2 separate regions of the Homo sapiens genome follow, and region 2 is linked to region 1. A link is an interaction called in ENCODE POLR2A ChIA-PET data of the cell type or tissue named here. Cell type or tissue: OCI-LY7. All regions are shown on one strand. Each heading gives the region's core, and the rest is flanking DNA. Links, peaks and the distances in the headings are about the cores only. Region 1 overlaps YEATS2 (YEATS domain containing 2). Region 2 has its middle 12 kb from the start of KLHL6.

Region 1 (6,758 bases), core at 659-5,658:
AAAGTTAAAACAAAAATAACAATTTAGGCCGGGTGCAGTGGCTCATGCCTGTAATCCCAGCACTTTGGGAGGGCAAGGTAGGCGGATCATGAGGTCAGGAGTTCGAGACCAGCCTAGCCAACATGGTGAAAATCCATCTCTACTAAAAATACAAAAATTAGCCAGACGTGGTCATGTGAGCCTGTAATCCCAGCTACTCAGGAGGCTGAGGCAGGAGAATCGCTTGAACCCGGGAAATGGAGGCTGCAGTGAGCCGAGATCATGCCATTGCACTCCAGCCTGGGTGACAAAGCAAGACTCCATCTCAAAAAACAAAGAAAAAAAAAAAACACACTATTTAAAAGTCCCTCAGCTCTTAGTCCAGTTCTTTCACTCATCTCAGAAACAGACTCACTTGACTCAGCTAGGAGAGTGGCTCATTATGTAATGTTACATATGGAAGTCCCACATCTGAGAGAACACTTTTCCTACAGCTGTTATCTGCTGTTATATCACTAATCTTAAAAATATTCTAAAACCCCCAGAATTTATAAACATCATGAATCAAGCCATTTAATGTTTGTTCATATTCATCCGTTACCTGCTACAATTCAGAATATAAATGACTATTTTTGGACAGGCCCAGAACCCAACTATTATGTTTTATGTTTAAAGCTTTTTTTTTTTTTTTTTTGAGACAGAGTCTCGCTGTCTCCCAGGCTGGAGTGCAGTGGCGCGATCTCAGCTCACTGCAAGCTCCACCTCCCGGGTTCACGCCATTCTCCTGCCTCAGCCTCCCGAGTAGCTGGGACTACAGGTGCCCTCCACCACGCCCGGCTGATTTTTTTTTTGTATTTTTGTGGAGACGGGGTTTTACTGTGTTAGCCAGGATGGTCTCAATCTCCTGACCTCGTGATCCGCCCGCCTTGGCCTCCCAAAGTGCTGGGATTACAGGCATGAGCCACTGCGCCCAGCTGTTTAAAGCTTTTAAAAAGTAAAAGTAAGGTCTTGTTTCTTCAGCCTTCTCCATTTGGTCTGCAATTAATTTTAGACAGCCTCAGAAAATCTTGGGCTGTTACATAAAAAAGACAACTTTAAAAAAAAATAAACTTAATTTATTCTTCCTTAATGCAGATAGGAATCTAAAAACACCTAATTACACATGAACCTAGAATCAGAGGTGGATATAGCCCAGCAGATACCTAAACTTGTCCTTGTACCATACTACTTCCTCATCAGGCACCTGTCTTCCACAGTTTGCCAAGAGTCATAGGAGATTATCTACAAAGATGAGTCCCCCTCCAGCATCATCCTCACTTATCCATTCTACAGACTTCATAATCTGTATATTCTTATCCTACCTTCCAAGTAATCTCAAGAATAACGGTGGCTCCCACTAAAATGGCTGGGGATCCTTGAAGAAAAGTTATTTTTATTTTATCCTCACTTAAGGGACTTAAAAAAAAAACCCTCTCTTTGACTTTTGGTGTAAAACTGGAAGACTAGGAAGAGAAAAGAGAGGAATTTGGGGAGGGGGTGGGCAGAAAGGAAGAAACCAACAATGAGTTCATTTGTGCTGCCAAGATAATTCATTTTTTATGCAGCCTTTAGAATAAAGCTTTTCTTGTTGCATGTGGGCATATATTTGAGCTTCTTATAAACACATTTAAGAGGATTAAGCTCTATACTGGGCATTTAAAAATAATCCAGGTCTGCTTCTGTCTCACAAGAATAATAATGTGTAATGTGCACATGTCACATGCAAGTAACTGCTAGCTAGCTAAGACTAGGCACATCTGCTGAGGCATGCTCTCATGATGATATAATAAATAAGTGAACAGAATGTGTAACAAATGACCAATGATAACATTACCTTCTGGACTCTTCTTGTCTGACTTGTAGATTTTATGAAAAGGAAACATGAGCAGTTGTTAGATATGGTCAATTCAACTTGGAAACAAAATGTCCAGCTAATCCTCTATAGCTTCTGAATCAGCTGAAATTGAAAATACTGAGATGGTACTAGGAACTGCTAGGAAAAAAATCTGTTATCATATACAATTTGACTGTGAGAAAGAATTTTCTCTATACTCTGAGACAAAAACTGAATACGGAAATAAATGTAACGCTGCGACTAAAATAAGACTACTGTCATCCATTTCTCCAATTTAAACTTTTTATCTCGGGTCAGGCATGGTGGCTCACGCCTGTAATCCCAGCACTTTGGGAGGCCGAGGTGGGCGGATCACAAGGTCAGGAGATGAAGACCATCCTGGCTAACATGGGGAAACCCCGTCTCTACTAAAAAAAATACAAAAAATTAGCCGGGCGTGGTGGCGGGCACCTGTAGTCCTAGCTACTCCGGAGGCTAAGGCAGGAGAATGGCGTGAACCCGGAAGGTGGAGCTTGCAGTGAGCCGAGATCACGCCACTGCACTCCAGCCTGGGTGACAGAGCAAGACTCTGTCTCAAAAAAAAAAAAAAAAAAAATTTATCTCATTAAAACAGCCTCATTATAAAAAGTAAATGTGGGCAAGATGCAGAGGCTCAGGCCTGTAATCTCAGCACTTTGGGAGGCCAAGGCAGGTGGATCACTTGAGGTTAGGAGCTTGAAACCCACCTGGCCAACATGGTGAAACCCCATCTCTACTAAAAACACAAAAATTAGCCGGCCATGGTAGTGCATGCCTATAGTCCCAGCTACTCGGGAGGCTGAGGCACGAGAATCTCCTGAACCTGTGAGGAGGCAGAGGTTGCAGTGAGCCGAGATCATGCCACTGCACACCAGCCTGGGTGACAGAAACTTTATCTCAAAAAAAGAGTAAATGCTTTCAATTTAAATATAGAAAATAAATGATTTTTTCCATAAGTAACACAAGAAAACAAAGCTTTATAGAAGTAAATGCCATCAATTAAAACATACCATATCCATTCAAATAACATAACCAAGTCTGAGTTTTTGACAAAGGTTAGAAACCAAAAAGAAAACCAAACTTTTTTTTTTTGAGACAGAGTCTCACTTTTGTCGCCCAGGCTGGACTGCAATGGCATGATCTTGGCTCACTGCAACCTCTGCCTCCTGGGTTCAAGCTATTCTCCTGCCTCAACTGTCTGAGTAGCTGGGATTACTGGTGTGTGCCACCACTCTCAGCTCATTTTTTTATTTTTAGAAGAGACGGGATTTCACTATGTTGGCCAGGCTGGTCTCGAATCTCTGACCTTGTGATCCGCCCACCTCGGCCTCCCAAAATGCTGGGATTACAAGTGTGAGCCACCGCGCCTGGCCAAAAAAAATTTTTTTAGAGACAGAGTCTTACTCTGCCATCCAGACTGGAGTACAGTGGCACAAGCATAGCTCACTGCAACCTTGGAATCCTGGGCTCAAGTGATCCTCCTGCCTCAGCCTTCCGAGTAGATGGGACTACAGGTGTGTGCCCATACCTGCTAATCTTTTTATTTTTTAAAGAGACGGGGGTCTCACTATGTTGCCCAGAGTGGTCTTGAACTCCTGGCCTCAAGAGATCCTCTGGCCTTGGCCTTCCAAAGTGCTGAGATTTGTAAGCCACCACCCCTGGCCCCAAACAAAACATTTAATGTTTTATACTTTAAAATAAAACCCAAGAGAAAAATAATTTTGAAAAGAAAATTGTATAATAAAAACCATAAAGATGATGTAATGTACAGTCACTGGAAATTCGAGGTCTTAGCTCTCGAGTCAGGGAAGATGGAGAACCCCAGAAGCCAGTCCTAGAACTCTACCATTGTGTTTTGCAAACACATCATATAAGATGTGGCCAACAACATGGTGAAACCCCATCTCTACTAAAAATACAAAAATTAGCTGGATGTGGTGGCGAGTGCCTGTAGTCCCAGCTACTCGGGAGGCTGAGTCAGGAGAACTGCTTGAACCCAGGAGGCAGAGGTTGCAGTGAGCCGAGATCGTGCCACTGCACTCCAGCCTGGTGACAGAGCAAGACTCCGTATCAAAAAAAAAAAAAAAAAAAAGTGGCCAATTCTTGAGGAGAAAGGAGTAAAATCTGATAAATTAGACACTTGAAAGATTTGCCATATATCATATGAGGTATCATCTCAATAATTCTATGTGCCTCACATCATTTGAATATCAGAACCACTGAACTTGGGGCTCTCACTCAAGACTTCCCATCTGGTTTAAAGTTGGGGAGGGGGACGCCGGGCATGCTGGCTGCTCACGCCTATAATCTCAGCACTTTGGGAGGCCAAGGCGGGTGGATCACGAGGTCAGGAGTTCGAGACCGGCCTCATCAACACGGTGAAACCCCGTCTCTACCAAAAATACAAAAAATTAGCTGGGCATGGTGGCATGCACTGTTATCCCAGCTACTCAGGGCAGGAGAATTGCTTGAACCCGGGAGGCAGAGGTTGCAGTGATCCGAGATTGCGCCACTGCACTCCAGCCTGGGTGACAGAGTGAGACTTCGTCTCAAAAAAAAAAAAAAAAAAAAAAATAGGTGGGGAAGGGGAGTAGTACAATCATTTTCTATCTGCTTCCATACAGACAGGCATTCCTAAGATGCTGATAATGATTTCATAGTTCCTGGCCCTGTCCTTTCTACAGTCTTAAAAGAAAATACATTCTCTTTTGTAAACAAGACAACCAGTGTTCCTTTATTAAATATCTGAATAAGACTCTACAATCCATTTTCCATTAGCCAATGACATTTCAAAAATGTCTCAAAAGTCCAAACCAGAGGAATGGACGAACAAATCGTGGTATACTCAATGAACTCTTGATGCAGGCAACAACAGAAATGAACCTCAAAATCATTATGGCAAGCCAAAGAAGGCAAACACAAGAGTACAAGCTAAATTATCCCACTTAAGTTCTAGAAGAGACAAATTAATCTATAGTGAAAGAAATGAGAATCATAGTTGGAGGTGCTGGTGTTAGGGACTGACTGGGAAGAGGAATGAAGACTTTTTTCTTAGAAATATTTTATTCAGGTTGAGTATTCCTTACCCAAGATGCCTGGGACCAGAACTGTTTCAGATTTCATACTGTTTTGGATTTTGGAATATTTGCATATACATAGTAAGATATCTTTGGGAAGGAACCCAAATCTAAACATGAAATTCATTTACGCTTCATAAATATCTTACACACAGAGCCTGAAGGTAATTTTATACAACATTTTAAATAATTCAAAACATAACACAAAGTTTTGACTATGTTTTAACTGACCAGTCACAAGGTCAGGTGTGAAATTTTCCACTGTGGCATCATGTTGGTGCTTAAGAAGTTTCAGATTTTGGAGCATTTAAGATTCAGATTTTTGGATTACCAATGCTCCACCTAACTTTTTTTTTTTTGAGACAGAGTTTCGCTCTTGTTGTCCAGGCTGGAGTGCAATGGCACAATCTCAGCTCGCGGCAACCTCCGCCTCCCGGGTTCAAGCGATTCTCCTGCCTCAGCCTCCTGGGTAGCTGGGATTACAAGTATGCGCCACCGCGCCGGGCTAATTTTGTATTTTTAGTAGAGACGGGGTTTCTCCATGTTGGTCATGCTGGTCTCGAACTCCCGATCTCAGGTGATCTGCCCGTCTTGGCCTCCCACAGTGCTCCACTAATCTTAATAAGAGTGTAGGTTAGATGGGTATGTATATCCAATTGCAAAAACACCCAACTGTACACGCAAAATCTGTATTTCACTGTCTGTAAACTATACCTCACTTTAGAAAAGGACAATAAGAATATTTTTCTGATCATGTCATCCCCTGCTTGAATCCTTCAAATAGCTTTTCATAACATTTAGAACAAATTTCCATTCCTTAACATGACCTAAGAGATGTGAACTGCGCCCTGTCTCCCTCTCCATCCTTAATCTTTAAGATCCAGACAGGTTGGTTTTCTATCCCTCAAATATACTCCCAATTTTCCTTTGAGCTTTTGGAATCATGGCTCCTTCTATCTGGAATGCTCTTTTCTTAGGTTAGCTTAATCAGATTCCAGCTGAAATCTCCCCCTTATCAGGGGCCTTCCTTGACCGTGCCCCATCCAACACAGCTCTCCCTACCTTCTCCCTCCAAAGTTCCTGGAAGTGCTCAATATTACTATCTGGAAAAATAAATGAAGGATTTTTTTTTTTTTTTTGAAACAGTCTTGCTCTGTCACCCAGGATGGAGTGCAGTGGTGCGATCTTGGCTCACTACAAGCTCCGCCTCCCGGGTCAGGCCATTCTCCTGCCTCAGCCTCCCGAGTAGCTGGGACTACAGGCGCCCGCCACCATGCCTGGCTAATTTTTTTGCATTTTTACTAAAGATGGAGTTCCACCATGTTAGCCAGGATGGTCTCGATCTCCTCAACTCGTGATCTGCCTGCCCCGGCCTCCCAAAGTGCTGGGATTAGAGGCGTGAGCCACTGCGCCCAGCCATAAATGAAGGATTAACTAAAATATCTGCCAAAATATAAATGACCACAGGGAACATAACTACTACCTTACATTAGTTTTCATCATTAATCTATTTGTTGATATTGCTACATCTTTAAAGGCTCTTTAGCTAAATGTTTAAAAGAATGTACAAAGTTATTATACACAGACACATGCAAACAAAAAGACAGTAAGCAAGGCAATATTAATAATAGAATTCAAGGCAAAAAAAATAACATGATAAAGATGATGTTATTAAAGGCACAATCACAAAAATACATCTTAAACTATACATCCAACAATATAGTATCAAAATACATACAACAAACAGAAAAAGGAAAGTTTAAGAAATCACACATCTCTATATAAAATTT
Region 2 (6,758 bases), core at 1,101-6,100, 140 kb after region 1:
TTTTTTTTTTTTGTAGAAACGAGGTCTTACTATGTTGCATAGGCTAGTCTTGGGAACTCCTGGGGTGAAGCAGTCCTCCTGCCTCGGCCTCCCAAAGTGCTGGGATTACAGGCAAGAGCCACCGAGTCTAGCCCAAAACATTTTTCATCTTGCAAAATTGAAACTCTGTACCCATTAAACAGTAACTACCCATTTCCCCCTTCCCCCAGCCCCCGGCAACCACCATTCTTTGTGTCTCTATGAATCTGAGAACTCTAGGTCCCTCATATAAGTGGAATTATGCAGTAGTTGTCCTTTTGTGTCTGGCTTATTTCACTTAGCATAATCTCCTTAAGGTTCATTTACATTGTAGTATGTGTCAGAATTTTCTTTCTTTTATTAGAACCCAGAAACAAATCCACACGCCTACAGTGAACTCATTTTTGACAAAGGTGCCAAAAACATACACTGGGGAAAAGAGAGTCTCTTCAATAAATGGTGCTGGGAAAACTGGATATCCATATGCAGAAGAAGGAGACTAGACCCCTACCTACTATCTTGCCATACAAGAAAATCAAATCAAAATGGATTAAAGACTTAAGTCTAAGATCTCAAACTTTGAAACTACTACAAGAAAACATTGGGGAAAATCTCCAGGACATTGGTTTGGGCAAAGATTTCTTGAGCAATACTCCACAAGCACAGGCAACCAAAGTAAAAATGGACAAATGGGATCACATCGAGTTAAAAAGCTTCTGCACAGCAAAGGAAACAATCAACAAAGTGAGGAGACAACCTACAGAATGGGAGGAAATATTTGCAAACTACCCATATGACAAGGGATTAATAATCAGAATAGATAAGGAGCTCAAACAACTCAATAGGAAAAAGTCTAATAATCCGATCAAAAAATGGGCAAAAGATTTGAGTAGACATTTCTCAAAAGAAGACATACAAATGGCAAACAGGCATAGGAAAAGGTGCTCAGCATCACTGATCATCAGAGAAATGCAAATCAAAACTACAATGAGATATCATCTCAACCCAGTGAAAATGGCTTATACCCAAAAGGCAATAACAAACGCTGGCGAGGATGTGGAGAAAAGGGAACCCTCCTACACTGTTGGTGGGAATGTAAATTAGTACAACCCCTATGGAAAATAGTTTGGAGTTTCCTCAAAAAACTAAAAATTGAGCTACCATATAATTCAGCAAGTCCACTGCTGCGTATGTACCCAAAAGAAAGGAAATCAGGATACTGAAGAGAGATCTGCCCTCCTGTGTTTGTTTCTGCACGGTTTACAATAGCTAAGATTTGGAAGCAACCTGTGTCCATCAGCAGATGAATAGATAAAGAAAATCTGGTACATATACACAATGGACTACTATTCAGCCATAAAAAAGAATGAGATCCAGTCATCTGCAACTATTTGGATGGAACTGGAGATCATTAAGTTAAGTGAAATAAGCCAGGCACAGAAAGATAAACACCCCATGTTCTCACTTATTTGTGGGATTTAAAAATCAAAACAATTGAACCCATGGAGAAAAAGAGTAGAAGGGTGGTTACCAAAGGCCGGGAGGGGTAGTGGGGAGTTGGGGGTGGGGAGGTGGGAATGGTTAACGGGCACAAAATATAGAAAGAATGAATAAGACCTACTATTTGATAGCACAATAGGGTGACTATTGTCAATGCTAACTTAATTGTGCATTTTAAAATAACTTAAAGAGTATAATTGGATTCTTTGCAACTCAAAGGATAAATGCTTGAGTGCATGGAGACTCTATTCCCCATGATGTGCCTGTTTCACATTGCATGCCTGTATCAAAACATCTCAGGTACCCCGTAAATGTATACACCTACTATGTACCCACAAAAATAAAAAAATATATAAAAAAGAACTTCCTTCCTTTTTAAGGTTGAGTAATGTTCCATTCTCTCTATACCACATTTTGTTGATCCTCTGTCAATGGACACTTAGGTTGTTTCCACCTTTTGGCAATTGTGAATAATGCTGCTATAAACACAGATTTTTTTCTTTTTAAATCCAAGATGCAAGCAAGATTTACATCCCAATATTCTGTTAATAAATTCTGCTTCTCCTAAAAATCAGTTAACGTTGATCTGTTGCTAGTCACCAGGGACTCAGACCAGCCAAATGTACGTGGGACAGCATACTACACTGTATGTGGTAGTGCTTGACTAATAAACCTGATTCTCTGTAATCCCAGCACTTTGGGAGGCTGAGGCGGGCGGATCATGAGGTCAAGAGATTGAGACCATCCTGGCCAACATGGTGAAACCCTCTCTCTAATAAAAATACAGGCCGGGCGCAGTGGCTGACGCCTGTAATCCCAGCACTTTGGGAGGCCGAAGCGGGCGGATCACGAGGTCAGGAGATCGAGACCATCCTGGCTAACACGGTGAAACCCCGTCTCTACTAAAAAAAATGCAAAAAATTAGCCAGGCATGGTGGTGGGTGCCTGTAGTCCCAGCTACTCGGGAGGCTGAGGCAGGAGAATTGCTTGAACCTGGGAGGCGGAGGTTGCAGTGAGCCGAGATGTTGCCACTACACTACAGCGTGGGCAATAGAGCAAGACTCTGTCTCAAAACAAAAACAAAAACAAAAAAAACAAAAAAAAACCTGATGCTAAATACATTAACTCAGAGGGGTGTTGGTGAGCGTGAATGCTGCTTCCACACCTGATGTATCCTGGCATTAGCCTCACACTACTGGCCTCTCTCCATTCTCACACTCCTCCCTCATTCTGCCACAAGGAAAATGGTGAAAATAGATGCTGTGTATATGGCCCAGCCTTTTCTTCTCCTCCACCTTTGGGAGTGGCTACTCTACAGCACTTTCTGCTTTGTAATTCTGGAGGTGAGATGGGGCAGGAGCCAGCCCTGATTCAGTGTTGCCATAACTGTGTGGATAATCTGTTGATTATACTGTTTGGCTCTCCGACTTAGCTAGAACGAAGTATTTGGTACTCATCTCCTAACTCTTTGTTTTACTTCTCAGCTGGTTCATCTCCAGGATGAAGGGGGGAAAGGTTGCTGCTTTTTTGGGCCCTTAAAACACCTCAATTATCTGAGAGACACCTGGATCCCAAACTTGACCATCTACCTACATGGTGAACCATTTCCTGTTGCATAAGTCTGCTCAGGACACCAAATTGCAATATGGAAGATGGCTAGATCTGAGCAGACCCATGTAAGAGAAATTTCGTGTTGCCAAAGAGATATTAGCATCAAACTAATTTGGCTTTCCAGACTCTAGGGACATTCCTGTTGAGATCACTAATTCCAGCTATGAGAAGCAGAGTATACCCCCGTCCCTGGCACCCTCTGCTACAGATACAAGGAGAATTTTTACGTTTTCTTTCTAGATTCCATTTAGAAAAAAACTCCAAACACTGCTTATTGCTGAAAACCTGGGAAAAATGGAAAAACACAAAGAATAAAACAAAAAAACATACAAAAGCTTATCACCCAGAAATAACCGCTTTAAAAGTTTTGGCACACTAATTTATATCTCCGACCCAAATGTCTTTCAGTTCTAAACTTGCATATTAAATATCCTACCTGATAGCACGTCTTGAATGTCACAAACTCTCCAGACTCAGCATGACCAAGCATTAACTCATACTCTTCACCCCCAAACCTGTTTCCTTTCCAGCGTTCTCCATTTCAGAGGGTTGGTACCTCTGTTTATCCAGCTGTTCACACTAGAAACCTAGGTCATTCTTGAAAATTCCTGTTCCTTTACCTTCCACATCCAATCCTTCACCAAGTCTTATTGATTTTAGCTTTGTTTTTTATTTTTTATTTATTTTTTATTTTTGAGGTGGAGTCTCACTCTGTTGCCCAGGCTGGAGTGCAGTGGTGTGATGTTGGCTCACTGCAACCTCCGCCTCCCAGGTTCAAGCTATTCTTCTGCCTCAGCCAACTGAGTAGCTGGAGTTACAGGCATTACAGGTGCCCGCCACCACGCTTGGCTAATTTTTTTTTTTTTTAAGTAAAGATGGGGTTTTACCATGTTGGCCTGGCTGGTTTCGAACCCCTGACCTCAAGTGATCTGCCAACCTTGACCTCCCAAAGTGTTAGGATTACAGGCGTGAGCCACTGTGCCCAGCCATGATTTTGCCTTTGATATTGCCCTCAAATGCATCTACTTGTCTCTGTCCCTAGCACTACTTCCCAGTTCACGCTGCCATCACCTGCCACCTGGATTAGTGTGATAGATTTTGGACTGGCTCTCTTCTCTTTTATCTCATCTGTGCTGGCCCTTAGTAATTTGTTCTCCATACTGAGACAAATATTTTCAAATTGCAAATTTTGATTATATCTTCCACACCCCACCCCACTTGCTCCCCCAGTCCCTTGGTAGTTTCCCATTGCTTGTAGGATAAAGACAAAACTGCTGAACCTGGTCCCTAGGACCCTGGATAATCTGGCCCTGCCTACCTCTCCCATCCCACATCATTCCCAGCCCAAATTTTCTTCACTCCAACCACTTGGCCTTCTTTCAGTTTCTTATACTTGCTGTAGTCTCTCCTCCAATGGGGCTTTGCCCCTGCTGTAGCCTCTTCCTGGACAACTCTTTTCCCTGCTGTTCATGTGGGTGGTGCATATTCTCCCATCACATCTTGGTCATCAAACAGGCCTTCACTGACCTCTTTGACCACGTCAAATTGCCCCTGAGAAAGGTTCTTCACCAAGTGCATCTCCCTCATGGCATTTAGAATGATTGCAATGTGTGTGTTTTTTTCTTACGATTGATCTCCCTCATTGGACTGTATGCTCCTTGAGGGTAGGAACTGTGTCACTTTTGTTCAGCATTGTATCTGGAGAACAGATTTTTGCACACCATTATATCACTAAATATTAAATATTTGATGATGAGTGAAGGCCTTTCCTTGTGGTCTTTTCATATATATATATGAAAATATGATTATGTGTGTGTATACATACACACACATAATCATATTTGCAAAAATGGCAACATAATGTACATTACTTTTTTTTTTTTGAGATGGAGTCTGGTCCTATCGCCCAGGCCGAGTGCAGTGGCGCGATCTCAGCTCACTGCAACCTCCACCTCCTGGGTTCAAGTGATTCCCTTGCCTCAGCCTCCTGAGTACCTGGGACTACAGGTGCATGCCACCAAGACTGGCTAATTTTATTTTTAGTAGAGACAAGGTTTCACCATGTTGGTCGGGCTGGTCTTGAACTCCTGACCTCAAGTGATCCACCTGCCTCGGCCTCCCAAAGTGCTGGGATTATAGGCGTGAGCTTCTGCACCTGGTCATAATGTACATTAGCTTTTTATAGCTTCCTCCCCTTAGCAATAAGTGAACATTCGGGGGCTGTTCTTATTGACAAAATCCACTTTTTGGAATTTTTGCTGTTTCCCATTTACTCCTTGACTCTTCATTTGCAAAGTACACTTTAGATTTGGATATGGATAGCAGACCTGAATTAGCACTGGCTGCAGCTATGGTATCTGATCCTTTCCTAGGGCCCATCAGTGCACCTGGTGACATCTCTGGTCTGTGGAGGATGGGAGCGCAGAGGTAGTATGTGGGGTCAGATGGATGAACTCCACACCACTGCTCTGCTTCTGTTTCAGGGAGGCTCATTTGGATGAAAAGAACAGAGTCTCAATCAAGCCACATTGAGAAATGTGGGCCCAGGCAGAAATCTCTCTAAAATTCATGAGCAGAGCCCTCATTGGAGCAGGAGGGTGGGTCCAGATCCACAGTGGGCTCAGGACTTCAGCAACAGGAGCCCATGGTCTTCCTTCCACCCAGCCTCAGGGTGACCTGTCTCAGCTACTTTCTGCATATTGGCTTCAGTCTCCTTTTTATGCCTTCTGGGTCCCTCTGCTTACTAACAGTTTTTGCTTTTCAGAAGTTTGGCTTGCACAGGGCTTTAGCTTGCCATGGCTCTGACCCTACCTCGTGGATCTCTTGATGAATCCTTTTGCCTCCTGTTTCTGCTGCCAAATGGCAAACTCTGTGTTCCTTATTTCAAATTTCAGAGAGAGGGAGGGAGGGAGGGAGGAAGAGAGAGACTCCAATGGTTCTATCTGATTTTTTTTGAGACATGGTCTCACTCTGTTGCCCAGGCTAGAGTGCAGTGGTGTGATCATGGCTCACTGCAGCCTCCGCCTCCCAGGCTTCAGAGATCATGCCGCCCCAGCCTTCTGAGTAGTCGGAACCACAGGCGTGCACCACCACATCCAGCTAATTAACAAATTTTTTGTAGAGACAGGGCCTCCCTATTTTGCCCAGGCTGGTCTTGATCTCCTCGGCACAAGCTGTCCACCTGCCTTGGCCTCCCAAAGTGCTGGGATTACAGGCATGAGGCATCAGGTGAGGCCCCATCTGACATTTTTGAGCCAGCTGTACGTGTCCTTGAACTAATCTCTGTACTTGGCTGTCTTTGGGTGGGGGGCGCTCACTCTAGTCCAAGTAATAAGGGGAAACAGCTGAGTCATGTGGTACCGGAAAATGGCTTCCTGGGGAATAGAGGATGTGGGCTGGTAACTTTTCATTAGAATAGGGCATGGGCGGCCAAACACTACTACTGACTTACCTGTGTGACCTGGGACAAAACAGCCAACTTTGGTTTTAAGCCTGGGTTTCCTCAGTTGTAAAAAGGAAAATAATCTATTTTATCAAGTTACAGGATAAAAGGATATAAAATGAGGAAAGGTACACAGAACACTTTGTAACATCTCAATAAATGGTGCTCTTAGTACTAGTATCATCTA

Evidence for each region. ChIA-PET counts read pairs that join two places held together with the same protein. Peaks named below come from ENCODE experiments on the same cell type or tissue, not always from the same donor. Only the 100,000 strongest peaks of a DNase experiment are listed, where the experiment ranks them.
Region 2: POLR2A ChIA-PET joins it to region 1 with 6 read pairs; 3 of 35 experiments call an interaction of 5 or more read pairs at or near these places.

Annotation. Positions count from the first base shown.
Region 1 is chr3:183,705,386-183,712,143 of GRCh38, reverse strand. All of the region lies in intron 1 of YEATS2 (YEATS domain containing 2), which reads right to left. Among named protein-coding and RNA genes, the nearest start is that of YEATS2, 11 kb to the right of the region's middle. In OCI-LY7, for the core only: no CTCF peak of the experiment used is centred there; no DNase peak of the experiment used is centred there.
Region 2 is chr3:183,563,932-183,570,689 of GRCh38, reverse strand. No RefSeq gene overlaps it. Among named protein-coding and RNA genes, the nearest start is that of KLHL6, 12 kb to the right of the region's middle. In OCI-LY7, for the core only: no CTCF peak of the experiment used is centred there; no DNase peak of the experiment used is centred there; H3K4me3 peaks cover 383 bases; H3K27ac peaks cover 4,539 bases.